2 separate regions of the Homo sapiens genome follow, and region 1 is linked to region 2. Evidence: chromatin loops called from intact Hi-C (ENCODE). Cell type or tissue: endothelial cell of umbilical vein. All regions are shown on one strand. Each heading gives the region's core, and the rest is flanking DNA. Links, peaks and the distances in the headings are about the cores only.

Region 1 (7,822 bases), core at 2,438-6,437, 140 kb after region 2:
TGATATCCCCTTAGAAAATCTCCTCCTTGTTGCTATTTAGTCATTGAGCCAAGGTGGGCTTCAAGGGCATGTGACCCTGTGCAGTTACCCAGGACTCCTTGTTCAGAAGAACCCCACACTTGGTTTAACGCTCTGCAGTTGTGTCTGAAATTCTTCATAATTTTTGAACAATGGGCCCTGAATTTTCATTTCGCAATGGGCCTGCAAATTATGTAAGCAGTCCTGCATCCAGCTGTTGATCACTTGAGGACATTAATCACATTTTTTTCTTTATAAAAACCCCATTGCTTATCATGTAATTAGTGCTCATTAAATATTTTCTGATTGGCTTGGCTTGGTGGCTCACACCTGTAATCCCAACATTTGGGGAGACTGAGGCAGGTGGATTGTTTGAGCCCAGGAGCTCAAGACTGGCATGGGCAACATAGTGAGACCCTATCTCTAAAATACCTCTAAAAGAAAAAAAAAATTTTTAAATTAGCTGGGAGTGGTGATGCACGCCTGTGGCCCCAGCTCCTTAGGAAACTGTGGTGGGAAGATTGGGCTTGAGCCCAGGTGGTGGAGGCTGAAATGAGATGTAATCATACCACTACATTCCAACCTAGGTCACAGTGTGAGACCTAGTCTCAAAAAAAAAAAAAAATTCTGATTGTATGGAAAAGACTTCCTGCCAGTCTTTGCTGACCCCACCCCCAAAAAAATAGTCTAAGAGCGTGTACAATCTCTTTGGAGGTAAAACATTTCACAGGGGTAATGGGTTTTATTATGTAATTAAATAGTTGATGTCAGCTGTAGAAAAGGAGACTTTTTAGGTAAATAGACATATTACATTATTTTACAAGGTAACTAACATTAAAAGCAACTTTATAATACTAAAAATTAATGGTTTAGGCTTTGTGCATAACTTCAGTAACAATAATTTATGTTAAAAATATAATAACAACATAGGAATATCCAACTGAGATTTCTTGTCTCATTTTCACTTAAGCCTGAAGTTACAAAAACACCAGTTGGCAAATGTAGGTTTTGAATAATCAACTAGCAAAGCCTAAAACATTCCTTAATGTTTGTGAAAGTAAAGGAAAAACAAAAGAAAGGAAAATAATTTTTACTAGAGATTCAAACTGAGCTTGTACTGCTCAGTGGGAAACTTTAATCAGTTCATTATTGTTTGTTATTTTCCTTCACTGGATAAGTGAAAAACATTGAAAAATAAAATAATAAGCAAGAGGGTGGTCTTGGGTCTGTATTTGGAAAACCAACAAAACATCCACTAGCTATTTGAAAGCTAAAATATTCATAAAATTGGGGCTTTAGATCACTGTATTTTAATATTTGTATGTACAAGTGGTAAGCATGTATGATATGGAAGAAAAATACTCACTGGTATTTAAGGTGCTACCTAAAATACTGATCTAAGCAGTTTTACTGATGCTGTATACATACTAATAAAACAGTCTCCTTTTTATAATTGGGAGTTGCATAATCGAATGGGAAGAAATACTTAATCATATAGTTATATTGTTGTAATAGTGTATTGACTTCTTAATGTGGGATATAATACTTTTTTATGTTTAGAAACGTAAAGAAACACAACTCTTTGATCTCTATATATTCTGATACTGAGGCTATCTATACATAATAATACACACTTTAGGAACAAATAAGGCATTCCATTGGCAGTAATTACTGTATATTGAGAACTTGCCCCTTCTGACTGAACAGGCAGTTTCTATTTGAAAGGCCCTGGTTACCAAATAGTGAGTCAAATTGTGTTATTTTTATCCACTCAAGTTCTATGCTAAGAAATATTACAGAGTAAGTATTCAACAGTGAAGAATATAAAGACTTCTACATTGATGTGTACTTTACCTAAAAAGAAACTATTTATCTGACTCTTGCAAGATTTGAGCTTTTCAAGAGTTAGATTTCGTGTGCTATTTCTGTAGTTAACTGAATTGAAAGGGGCAGCGTTCTTAGTTAAAAGCTAAGGTAAAATTATGAACTAATTTTTGGTTTAAACATGAGAGATTTATCATATGAGCACATGTAAAATTGATGGAAAATGGCAACTTTAGAAATCAGTTAAAGCTTCTCAAATAAATCATTTCTTTCTGTTTTAAATTATGATTCATATATACATCAATTTCTTTGTTAAGTTGTAAGTTCTAATGGGCAAGAATAATATCTGCACATTTTTGCATATAGCATATTTGCTAAAATATATTTATAAAAGGAATTGTTGAATTATTATAAATGTGATAAAAACTGGAATAGCATGATTAAGTAGCCACACTGTTCAGTAAAGAGAAAAATCAAAACCATTGGCAACATGTGAAAAAGATGCCAACAGAAATGTTGAAATGTTCATTTGGACTTTCTAGGGGTACATTATTATATGAAATCCATTAAGTCAAAGCTTTGCTCATTTCCTCAAAAAGTGTATATTCTTTAGAATTTGCAGAAAAAAAAACCCATGCTAGGAACCCCACACTAGGTATCTCAGTAAATCGAATCCTCTGGACCACACATAATCTACATGTCAAGCCTGTTTTCCCACTGTTATACATCTGCAATTTATATCTCCTGAATATGTTTGAAAGCCCATAGAATACATAATTTCAAATTGTGTCTGTAATAGCTACTTAATTTCTAGGGTTCATGCACAAAGTTAGGCTCCAAAGTAGTAGGTTAGTTGCTCATGTGCTGGTGTTGGAATCTTGCTAATTTTCAAGGAAAGCTGATCTGTGCTAAGGCAAAAGTGGAGGGCAGAGTCCAGGCCTGTGCAGGCGTTAGGACAGAGGTCTCTTTCTAGCAGGCCCAGGGACACATTATTTCACCCTGTGGAGCAAGAAAAGATAAAGCCTGAAGGCCAGATTTCTGGAAATGCTATATGAAATTTGAAAACAGACTTCCTATGAAATGTAACTTTTTCTCATTAAACTAATGACGGGAGAACAGCTGTTGACGTTAGTTCAGTGAGCTTTGGGGTTTTCTCTTATTACATTTTTCATAATATACAAGTGTTAGTGTTAGGATAAAATCTTGGGCTTGCACTTAGGTGACCTGAATTCAATTCCCTTTGCAGCACTAATAGGCTGTGTGGCTTTCATCAAGCCTTTCCTCTGTCATGCTTCATTGCCACTTATGAAATAGGGACAGTAATACGGTGTCTTTTAGAGATTTTCTAATTTTTGTTTTAGCTATTCTGTTAAAAGGGAAACAGGTCTGCCACTTTTATTAGATGATTTCTTGTCCTTTTCTGACGCTCTATCTCTAGACACTTGTGTGTTAGTTTGCACATGTGCACACACATTTTTTGTGGCTTAATGGAAAATATTTGGGGCTAACCTTCCATGCAAAGGTGCCCCAGTCTTTAAGATCATCTAAAATGTCCTTGTGTAAATCTTTATGTAACATTTTTTCAGTCACAGTGAGTTTATTTGATTTTGCAGTTCATATTCCCTACTCTGTATTTATAGGTATACACTGCCCACACCCTTTGGTCAAATCTCAGTTTGCAGATTATTTTTGCTCACATCAGAGGGTCCATTAGTATGCTTTGGCTCATAAAAGTCTGCATTTAGTTTGTAGGAAATGTTTAGGGAATGTGACCTTTAAAACTAAATTTACCCTGGGAGAAAGGTAGTGTGTCAGTAAATCTGTGGCTACACAATAATTTTCATTTTATGAAAAAATTAGACTAATGCAAGTGACTTAATGATTTTAAATTATGTAAATTTATGATTAATTGTATACATTCTATTTCACAGTATGTGAAATAAACTGAGTATTCTATTATTTTTAATTTATTTTATTTTTTAAACCCAATTGCATTCAAAATGGTATGGTGAATTGAAGCAATTCCTCAAAATCTATATTTTTACAGAGGGTAAAAATGGAGGATCTTTAACTGCCTGGTTATTACATTTAAAGTCAAGTCTTCTGACTAGCTTGCACTGTTTCTATTTAAAAAAAACCTCAGTGAATTCTATTGTTCTAAACACTTGGTATCTTCCTGTTGTGATTAAACTGACCTAGTTCCATTTACTGGGGATTCAACAAAGCTTAATGTAGTGTTGAAGTGGTGAATTTATCAAACATCAATTGCAAATTTAAAAAATAAGGTTAAAATAGGACCTAAACTACCACACACCAAAAAGTAAAATATTATCAAAGGCTGTGATGCGGGCAGTGGGCTGATGCTTATGGAACTTTTTGGTCTTACTACATTTCCCAGTATCCTGAAGCAGCTGGCTTAGTAGAATAGTGAAATGGCCTTTTGAACACAGTTACAGTGCCAGCTAGATGCCAATACTTGCAGGGATGGAGAAAGGTTTTTCAGGAAGCTGTATAGGCTCTGAGTTGACATTCAGTGAATGGTGCTGTTTCCTTCATGGCCAGGATTCATATGTCTAGAAATCAAGGGGTGGAAATGGGAGTGGTACCACTCACTATTACCCCTAGTGATTCACTAGCAAAATTTTTGCTTTGAGTTCCTGTAACCTTATGCTATGCTGACTAGAGTTCTTAATTCAAAGGGAGGAATGCTTCCATCAGGAGATGCAATGATTTCATTGAACTGGAAGTTAAGCCTGCCACCCAGCCACTTTGGGCTCCTTTTGTTTCTGAATCAGCAGGCAAAAAAGGAAGTTACTTTGCTGGCTGGAGTTATCGATTCTAACTATCCAGGGAAAATAGGACTGCAACTCCACAATAGAGATAAGAAAGACTATGTCTGGAATACAGGAAATCCTTGCCATTTGATTAAAGTCAGTGGAAATTTACAACAACTCAATTCAGGCAGGACTACTAATGGACCAGATCCTTCAGAAGTCGACAGAAGTCGACATTTGGATCACCGCAACAGGAAAAGAACCATGACCAGCTACCAGCTAAAGGCAAAGGAAATACAGGATAGAGAGTGAAAGGAAGTAGTTGTAAATCCATCTATGACCACATGACCAGTAACAGAAATGAGGTCTCTGTCAAGTGTTACTTCCTTATTTTGTTATGAATATGTATGTGTATGTGTATAGAAGATATCTTTGTTTTCTTCTCTTTCTTATCTCCTTATTATGTAACAAAAGATATATTGACTTTATATCATAGTGTTTAAGTACCATTAACTTTATATCATAAAATGTAAGTTATAGAATATCAAAGAGAAGAGTAAACATCACCATGGACTTTGCAACCCTTCTGGGGAAAGGGTTGGTGCATTTTCTGTCACACACAGGTTAGTTGTATCATGTTATGTAAAAGTATGACCTTGTCATTTTTATTTGGAGATTAACATGGTTTAAGAAAATGTACATGGGTGCCAAGCTGAAAAGGGATGGGTTTGTGATAGATTAATTTTTTTGTGCCAACTTGGTTAGGCCATGGTACCCAGATATTTGGTCAAACATTATTCTAGATGTTTTTGTGAAGGTATTTTTTTGAGGAGATTCACATTTAAATCAGTAGACAGATAAAGCAGATCACCCACAGTGGGTTAGCTGCATTCAACCAGTCAAAGCCTTTAATATAAAAGACTGACTTCTTTGGAAGAAGAGGGAATGTCACTAGCAGACTGTCTTTGGACTTGAACTGCAACATCAATTCTTTCCTGGGTCTCCAGCCTGCTGGCCTACCCTGCAGATTTTGGACTTACTGTCTCCACAATTGTGTAAGCAAATTCGTTAAACCAAATTTATTTTTCTCTTACTTGTTCTCTTTCCCTCTCTGTCTATATATATGCATGTATACACACATATCCTATTAGTTCTGTCTCTCTGGAGAGCCCTATCTAACACAGATGAGTTTCCGAAACAATGGAAAAACCATTAATAGTGATAAGCCGTCATAAGTAACATAATGGGATTCCACTAAGATGTAAGCTCAATGATGGGAAAGTATCTGTCTCTTGATTACTGCTCTCTACAGCACATAAAATATTCCCCAGCAAAGAAAAGGCAGTCAAAAAATACTTGTTGAAGTTATGAATGAGAAGCCTGTGGAGAAGAGTCATCACTTGGTAAATGAAAAGTTATGCACAAAGCTTATGAAGGGAATAGTCAAATCTGTTAAATACTTAAAAGGTAGATGTGATGATTATTTGGTCATTGATGGAGTGGATTTACTGAGAAATACAGAAATAATTACTAACAACCTTTAAAAAGTTTGGTAATGAAAGTTCTCACTTGCTGTGCTTTATTCAATTTACTCATCTATAGGTGAGTAAATAGGTGATCATAGTAAAATGGTTGTGATTTTACAACACTAGGTTTGGGGTGCATTGTTACTCAATAGTAACTGGAAATCAAAAGGCAGTTGCTAAAATGTCCAATGGGGGAATAAGCATGTTTCACATGCTATTGCATGTTATCCTCACAGCAAACTTAAAATGAATGTGATATTATTATTATTCCCATTTATCATAGAATATAATTGAGGCACAGATATGAAGATATGATAAAGATTCTCTTCCCAGTGTCACAGAATTAATAAAGGTAGACAGTATTGAAATGCACTTTTGTTTTTCACTTTACAATAGAAAAAAATGTAGAGAAAAGAGAAGATAGAGAGACAAGGAAGAACCCAGGTGGGGATAGTGTCTGTGGGTTTCCCAGAGAGGCTGGTTTCCAAGAATATTACTGCTTCTGAGAGTGAAGGAAAGCAAAACTGTAATGGTGGGGATCAAGTGGAGCTGGTGAACATGGCTGGGAGCCCTCATCAACTCAAGTCCCTCTACCCCGAGTAAGGGGCCCTTGATGTGTCTGAGGGATGAAGGAAACCCATCCTAGGTTAGATTTAGAAGACCACTGTGGGGCATGAGAAGGGAGCTGGCCAAAAAAAAAAAAAAGGCAAAAAGACTACTGAACAACACTGGACGAGGAGTCCATAAGGAATTGCAGATGAAGAATTTGTCACGGCAGCTTCTGCATAGCACTGTGACTTTCCTCTGAGGTGACATCAGTCCAGATACAGGCCTTGAAGAGGTAAGTTTTGGGACTGGTTTAAGGGTAGAGATTTGCAGGATCAGGGTGCTGGAAGCATGTAGTGAAATACAGGGAGAGGGCTATTTATTCAATCATACGATAAATATTTTTATCTCCTACATTCCAGGCTCTCAATAACTATTTGCTTGAGGAGTCAAGGGTGCTGATGAGGTAGTTTCCAAGTTTGCTGGGATGAATTCCTTTCCTCTAGAGAATGAAGGTCTGAATGGGAGCGACAAGCAGTTATATGAGTGTAAGGATGGGCGGGATCCTGACTTATAGGAGACTGTGGTTAGAGAGTGGGGTATAAAGTTTAAAATATCAATGATGCAATATATCTTGATGGTGACAAGGTCTTGAAAAGGGTATAGCTATCTTCAATGCAGTGAACGATGTGATAGACATGAGGAAGTCAAAGAACTGTAACAGCAGACATTATATTTGGCCAATCCTTCTGTTCCTTCAATTTGCTTGACACAAAGACTTTCAGGGTCGACTTTTAATCATGAGTAGCCTGCTTCCAGATGAAAAAAGTGAGGAAGGGGATTCTATAGTCATAGAAAGCAGCTTCATTAGAGGATCAAAATAGAAAAACCCTTTGAGCCAAACTGTCTCAATTATTGCCTTAAAAACAGTGGAAACAGAAAGCATTTATCACAAGAGAAGTTTTGCTCTATCCTAGGTAGAAGTCTCTCTCGATGGCAGCTTCTCAATATATTCACTAATAGTAGATTTTTGAATGAGATCAATCTGTGTTTACAATCACAAAATAATTCATTCAACTATGAATTTGAGCACATTGCTTATAAAATGTACACCCAGGCTTTGAATAGTTATGT
Region 2 (7,822 bases), core at 2,415-6,414:
TAATAATAATGAAATTTATTTTGCAAACAATTCAGTCCTACCATGATGTGTCTTTGGTAAAAATGAGAGACAGGAGAGAGAAAAATTATGTTTCAAAAAAAATTATAGTACACCTGTTGTTAGATTCTACTCTTGCCTATTGTTTTTGAGTTTTTATTATTTTCTGCAATTTGGACTGACTCATAAATTCTGTCCAGGCTACAAGTCCACAAATGAGCATTTTCAAAGTTTTCTTCCATCTTTCTGACTAAACTCAATAATATTATTACTACTACCTTTTTCCTGAGGCCTTGCAAGCTACAGCTTATTCCTTGTGATACAGGCAAGAAAAGCAAGAAACAGATTGCCACTGCCTTCCTTCTCTATAAACTAAAGATGTTTTAAGTCTAACAATCTAACATTTGGATAAATTGTGCCTAACATTAATCTTTGTTTTCCTTTTGTTTCCTTAAAAAACCCTCTTACTAAAAATCTGTTTTGCTTTGTATTTTAGACAACAGGAGACTGATTTTCTAGCCTATTCACTTAGGTTTCAAATGGCACCCTATTTCTTTTATAAGCATTGCTAATCTGGGCTTAAGCATTTTGTTATTACTAGGTGCTATTTGAGTTTTTTAAAAAATAATTATTTGTTATTTTCGACAGGGTTTCAGACAACTAAAGTTTACGTTTTGAAGGCTACAACAGTTCTAGACAAAGATGATAATTGACCCAAGGGTTCCAGCCTTTGCCACTGCACAAAAGATAACGTCCCTGTAAGTCATTAGATCCAGTAACAAGAAGTTTCTATGCCTACAGAGCAGGTAGGGACAATGGCCCTTGTTCAGCATGAAACAGTTATAGAGGACACCCTCTCATCCTTCTATAGCCCCTTAAGATTAAGGAGGAGTATGTAGTATGCAGTCTCTGAGATGGGGGAAGGGGATGACATAGGAGCTCAGTAGGAATGGTTTCACAAGATAAGGTCACAAAGACCTTGCTCATAAATCAGGATGCAGTAAAGAAGCCAGCCAAACTCTGCTAAAATCAAGATGGCAATGGATGTGACCCCCTGGTCATTTTCACTGCTCATTACATGCTATTTATAATACATTACCTTGCTAACAGACACTCCCATCAGCTCCATGCCCTTTCACAAATGCGATGCCATGGCAATGTCTGGAAGTTACCCTACGTGGTCTGAGAGGGGGAGGAACCCTCAGTTCTGGGAATTCCCTGCCTCTTTCCTGAAAAACTCGTGAATAATCAACCCCTTGTTTAGTATAAGATCAAGAATAACCATAAAAACAGGCAAACAGTAGTCCTCAGGGTTGCCTTACCTAAGGAATAGCCACCCTTTTATTTATTCACTTTCTTAATATACTTGATTTCGCGTTACTCTGTCAGCTTGCTCTGGAATTCCTTCCTTTGTAAAGTCAAGAACTTACGAGGTCTCCTAGGCTGAATCCCAACTTTGGGGCTCACCCTATGACAGCTCCACCCCTGTGGCAGTTCTCTGCTTGGGCCCAAGGCTGTCTGAGACATCTTTTGAAATCTCAGGGGAGGTAATCATGCCTCCTCAGCTCTTGCGCTCTATGCATCTGCAGAATTAGCACCCTGTGGATGCCACCAAGGCTCACTGCTTGCACCCTTTGGAGTGGTGACTCCTGCTGCACCTGGGCCCACTGAGCTATATAGCTTGGGTGGTGAAGGAGTGCTGTGCAGAATGCAGAGAGCAGAGACCCTCAGTGTCCCTGGGAAGTGAGCTCCAAGATCACACGGAGGGCCTGGGTCTCTTTCCAAAAAATGTTCTGCCATAAGGCCATACCACTGTGGGCCGGGAATGGGTATAGCAGCTCATAAAGTTTCTGAAGTACCTTCAGGGTCATTCTCCCATTTTCTTGAATGAAGAGCACCTGGCTTCCTTCTCTACATACTAAAATGACCAGAGGTCACTTTCATTGCCATCTTGGTTTTGGCAGACTTTGGCTGGCTTCGTTATGGCAATCCTGATTTATCAGCAGGGGCTTTGTGACCTGTATCTTGTGAAACCAGTCCTGCTGAACTGTTTCTTATCAAATGGTTGCCTGGCCACGCCCTTGGTTTTCTCTCCTAAACACATTTTTTTATCCTTTACATGGTCAACCTGAGAATTTTCCAATTCTTTACGTTCTGCTTCCCTTTTAATCATAAATTCCACTTTTAAATTATTTTGCTCTTCTTGCATTGTACTATAAACAAGTAAAAGAAGTGACACGTATCTCAAATACTTTGCTGCTTAAAGATTTCTTCATCAAATATCCTACTTCATCATTCTTAATTCTGTCTTCCACAAAGTCCTGGGAACATAGACATAATTCAGTCAAGTTATTTGCCACTTTGTAACAGAGTTGGACTCTCCTCCAGTTTCCAATATCTCATTCCTCATTTCTATCTAAGTCCTCATCACAATGACCATGGCCTTTACTGTCAATATTTCTACCAGTATTCTGGTCACAATCACTTAAGTAATCTCTTAAGAAGGATGAAGTTTTCCCTACCGCTCTTCTCTTCTTCTGAGCCTTCACCAGAATTGCCCTTAATGCTCCATTCATGTAAATATAGGCTTTTTCTAGCATTCACTTCAAAAATGTTCCAGCCTCTACTCATTACCCGGTTCCAAAGTTGCTTACACATATTTTAGGTATTTATTACAGTGACGCCCCATTCCTCTGGTGCTAATTTCTTTTCTAATCTGTTTTGTGTTACTATAACAAAATACCTGAGACCGGGTAATCTATAAAAACCAGAAATTTATTTCTCACAGTTCTGGAAGCTGGGACGTCCAAGATCAAGGCAGCAGCAAGTTCAGCTATCTGGTGAGGGCTGCTGTCTGCTTCCAAGATGGTATCTTGATGCTGTATTCTCTACAGGGGAGAAACGCTGTTTCCTCACATGATGGAAGAATGGAAAAGTGAAGAAAAGGAATAAAAGTATTCTTGTTAATCCCTTTTAAAATGGCATTAATCTATTCATGAGGATGAAGCTCTCAAGACTTAAGCACCTCCCAAAAGACTCCAAGTCCCAACACGGTTGTACTGGGAATTAAGTTTCCAACACATGAATTTTAGGGGTGACATTCAGACCATAGCACCATATATACACATTATTCTTACAGAAATGAGAGTAAAGTATAATATTAGACTTATACCTATGCTTCTTCAAAATCCATCTTTTCTGACCTCCATCTCAAGTTGAGACAGCAAGCCCCTATTAGTTACTAATTAGAGATGTGTTACATATCACAAGAGTGCAGGGGAAGAAAATGTTTGAGAGCCACTGGTTAATATCATTAGATGTTTTATTAATCATGAGGGGCCTGAATGAAATTCCGGCCCAGAAGTTCTGCCTAGCTGATGACAAAGGCAGTAGAATTCTTAGAAGCATCATTACTTGAACAAGTCAGTATTTTTTAATGTCCAGAATTACTAAGCAGTATGAGTGAATCAGAAAAAGCAAATCAAAATTTGTCTTCTTTGAGTTTCCATCATAGTGAGAAAATTCTAATAAATCTTGGAGAACAAATAAATTTTAAAATAAAGAAATATACTTCAAGGTTGAGATGAAAATAATTTAAGGCAAGTATCTATTGCCCAATTATCTGTATTATTTGTTATTAAATATAAATTCTACTTTTCCATAAAATATTTAAGGTGGATTTTAAAACATGTATGTCACTATAAACACATATGTTTAATGTATATTCTTATTTGTAGCAGCATTACAAATAAAAAGTGAAGTCAGAAATGGCAAAGGGAAAGCAGTTGTTCTGCTCACCAGGGATAAGGTGGTTTGTAGAAGTACACATTATATTGGTTTTGGGAGTCCTTGGTTTTCAAGGAATGAGTACTCGAATAGGCTGCATTGGTCCTTGTTGATATTATTTACTTTATCACTTTGGAGTAGATTTTATTGTCCAAACTCAGGTTAACATTCTGCTGTGGAACCAAAATAGTTGATTTCTAAAAATGAATGATGATAGGTTTATAGGATTTCAGCAATTTACTCCTGTACAATCATTTCTTATGGCCTCTCACTTTCCCTTACAAGCTATGTGATTGCAGTATCCCACACACTCTGGTTTGGTGAAAAGTAAGAAGTGCTGACTGCTGTGTTTTTTTCCCCATATTATCTAAATCTACATAGAATCAGTCTTATTCTCCCTCCCTCCCTTCCTCTCTTTTTCTCTCTGTTTCTCTTTCTCAAACACACACATACACAAATTCTCTCTCTCTCTCTCTTAAGTTTCCTGGCTAAAACAAAGGGTGACTTCAGTAGTCATCAAGATCCTTCCTGTCTTTGCTATATTTGGCTTCTTCCTATTTTATTCCCCCTGGCTCCTCAGGTCCTTCTGACTCCCTGACTTGCCTATTTCCTTGAACTCTGAACATCCTGTCCTATTATCGCTTTGTGTAGTAGTCACACTGTTGTCTTTGACAATGAAAGGTCTTTGGTGTCTTTGAGGATTCTAATTTTCTTTCTTTTTTCTTCTTTCTTTCTTTTTTCTTTTTTGCAAAGAAAAAAACTATGCAAAGATTTATTTTTTCTTTCAATAATTAGAATTTAATTCATTAAAGTTATAAGTTCAAAAACCTAGATCTTCCTTAAGAGTAAGTCTAAATTTTAGCTTGCAAGTCTTACCATTGGAATTTATAAGTCCAGCAACTTTTTAACCATCACATTTATTAAGTACTATTGGAATAATATTTGGTGCCATTTCACATTTAATTAGCAAAAACCTTCACAGATATTTAGATAAATTTATAAATTAAATATATTCAATATAATTCTTAAGCATTTCCATTGTCCAAAAAGGAAGTCGTGTTCAAAATGAAAAGATGCTCATTTCCCATAGTAAATAATTCCAATCGATATGACAAATGTAAAAATACTTTTTATTTCCCTGCAATTTACATAAAATAGTATAACCTTAACTGAACTCTGCCCTCTGACACCTCATCCCAAGAGACTGTGGTTTTCTTCTTCCGTTCTAGTTGGCTGTCATGCTGTTGAATATTTTCCTGAGGGGAAAAAAACCATATAAATGTGATATTATCCCATGCATTTCTTTCATCAGTTTCTGCCTGTTTTTATTCTCTCTTCATTGCTTTCAAATAGTTGTCTTTTAATAACATGTCCAAGTTTTTCATTGTTTTCTGTGGGAGGGTTAGTCTGATACCAACTACTTTGTCTTTACCTGAACTGGGCCTCTTGAACCAGAGGCTCTTGATTTTTCACCTGTTCAATGATTATAAGGTGAAGGCTGGGAAAATAAAGATGTCCCAGATAAATACCCAACAACAAATTATATCTTACTTTATAAGCAAGGCTGGAAACATTAAATGTAACATTCATACTTGTTGTGTGTCATACCAGTAATGTAAGATGTTTGAAATTCTGTTTTGTTACCTGCAAAGCTATTAGTCTACTAGTAAGACAATCTTGGCACCAAGAGAGAAGCTGCTTTTTTTTTGACTGTGTGAGCAGCAGTTCTCTTGAGTTGGCTGTGGCACACAGTTGGATTTTTGAAACTGTGATCCAGAATAAATGTGATTCATTCTTCCTCAAGTTGCCTAGATACCTGACAAATAGCAAAGTATTATCCTTTTAGTCTTCAAAAAATAATGGCTATGTCTTTAGTGTGTTGAGACACTTAAGCAGACATTAGTAACTATGAATTTTATTGGTTTAAAATTACAGTAAAATTTGTTACTACTCAATTTGAAACTTATATTTTTAAAAAGTGTTTCTTTAAAAGTTATGAAGTAAAAGTATCAAGAGACTAGTACAGAGAAGGATTATGGAGGAGATCATTTTCATTGAAACTCAATACATAAAGTGCATCTGAGAATAAGGGGAAAAAGGTGGGAAGACGGGATAGTAAGCCCTTTTGTGACCCAACCTAAGCCAATTTTGCTGGCCAACAATATTAGCAGCTCAAGTGAATAGATACAGGTGGGTTCTCCATGTCCACTTTTCACCTTCATGCTACCAGTTGATATTTTCTTATAAAAGCAAGTCTTTGACCCAGATTCTGCCTAATGTACATCTACTAGCAGATAGGGGAAAATACAGTCATATCATCTTGCTAACTCTGTCCATCTCTGTTCTCTGCTCCTCTGACAAGCATATCATGTGAAAGATTCACCCTGAGCTCAATGCAACAATACTTTGATGGCAGGGTCAGCCAACACTTAGCTGGGCCAATGGACAGAGTAGTCCTTGAAGTGGAGTGATCCAAGGCTTTTGGACTCTGAATCTCAAATGATTTATAATTTGATTTTGTTGAATTTTTCTGCCTTCTTTGTTTATGCTCACATCCTTTTTTTCTAGCCAATCATATGTCTCAGAAACTATTCACTTCAATAATGAAAACCTATTGATAAGCTTTCTTACATGAAAAAATCTTCTTGTAAAGATTTTGATAAAATGTTTGAAGTGCTTAAGCGTATTTCTTGAGTGTGGATTCCTCTTTAATCTATTTCAAATGCCTCTGTCATGAGGATTCAAGTCAAACTATACACGTTGTATTAATCCATTTTCTGTTGCATAACGAAATACTACAGACTGGGTAATGACAGAACTTTATTTCGCTCATGGTTCTGGATGCTAGGAAGTTCAGTAGCAAGGGGCTGGCGTCTGGTGAGTATCTTCAGCTGCGTCATCCCATGGTGGAAGGGCAGAGGGCAAAGGACAGGAGAGTGCATGGAAAAGAGAAAGGCACCAGAGGCCAGACTTGCTATATAACAACCCACTTCTGTGATAACTAACATACTTCCTCAATATTGACATTAATCCTTTCCTGAGGACTTTGCCCTCATGACTCAGTCACCTCTTATTAAGCCCTATCTCCTAACACTGTTTCATTGGGGATCAAGTTTCACTGGGGGACATATACAAACCACAGCACTTGCATACTTTACACTGCTTATGATGTTTTTTGTTTTTTTTTTTCCTTTGAGATGGCGTCTTGCTTTGTCACCCAGGCTGGAGTGCAGTGGTGTGATCTCGGCTCACTGAAACCTCCACCTCCCGGGTTCAAGCGATTCTCATGCTTTAGCCTCCCAAGTAGCTGGGATTACAGGGCCTGCCACCACACCCAACTAATTTTTGTATTTTTAGTAGAGATGGGGTTTCACTGGGTGTGGTGGCTCATGCCTGTAACCCCACCACTTTAGGAGGCCAAGGCGGGCGGATCGCCTGAGGGGAGGAGTTTGAGACCAGCCTGGCCAACATGGTGAAGCCCTGTCTCTACAACAGTTTTAAAAAGCAATTTATTATAGAGATAATACCCTCAAGCACAATCAGATTTGTCTAGAATTTCTTAGCCCAAATGAGTAGATTTGAATTACCACTCGTGCACTGAGGGTGGACATTGCAAATGAATAATTAACTGCTTCTCTGAGTGGAGGAGGAAAAAATATCAATTCTTCTGAGTTCTCAACTGAGGCCTCTGTAACAAAAGATTGATTAACAAGAGAAAAGTGTACACATTTATTTCATATAAGTTTTACATGATGCAGGAGCCTTCATAAGAAAGTGAGGACCCAAAGAAGTGGTTAAACCTGAGTGTTACTACGAGAGGTTTGATGAAGAGTGGAGAGTTGTGAAGAAATATGACAGGACAAAGGGGAAGTGAATGAGGTAAATTATAAAGTGGTGGGAACTTGAAGGCCTCTTTGTTTACATTCCTCCATGTGTCCCTTTGTCTTTGGCAGTAAGGATGCTCCTTGCTCCTTTTCTCCAGGTACAGGAAGGGTGCCTCTCACATGAGTGTGTTATGACATGTTTCTGGGAAAGGTCA

Evidence for each region. Peaks named below come from ENCODE experiments on the same cell type or tissue, not always from the same donor. Only the 100,000 strongest peaks of a DNase experiment are listed, where the experiment ranks them.
Region 1: a loop joins it to region 2, with 4 times the contacts of the local background. A loop is called at or near these places in 1 of 110 quality-filtered maps.

Annotation. Positions count from the first base shown.
Region 1 is chr5:83,914,669-83,922,490 of GRCh38, forward strand. No RefSeq gene overlaps it. Among named protein-coding and RNA genes, the nearest start is that of HAPLN1, 200 kb to the left of the region's middle. In endothelial cell of umbilical vein, for the core only: no CTCF peak of the experiment used is centred there; a DNase peak (open chromatin) is centred at 4,713; H3K27ac peaks cover 1,438 bases.
Region 2 is chr5:83,772,516-83,780,337 of GRCh38, forward strand. No RefSeq gene overlaps it. Among named protein-coding and RNA genes, the nearest start is that of HAPLN1, 56 kb to the left of the region's middle. In endothelial cell of umbilical vein, for the core only: no CTCF peak of the experiment used is centred there; a DNase peak (open chromatin) is centred at 4,256; H3K27ac peaks cover 893 bases.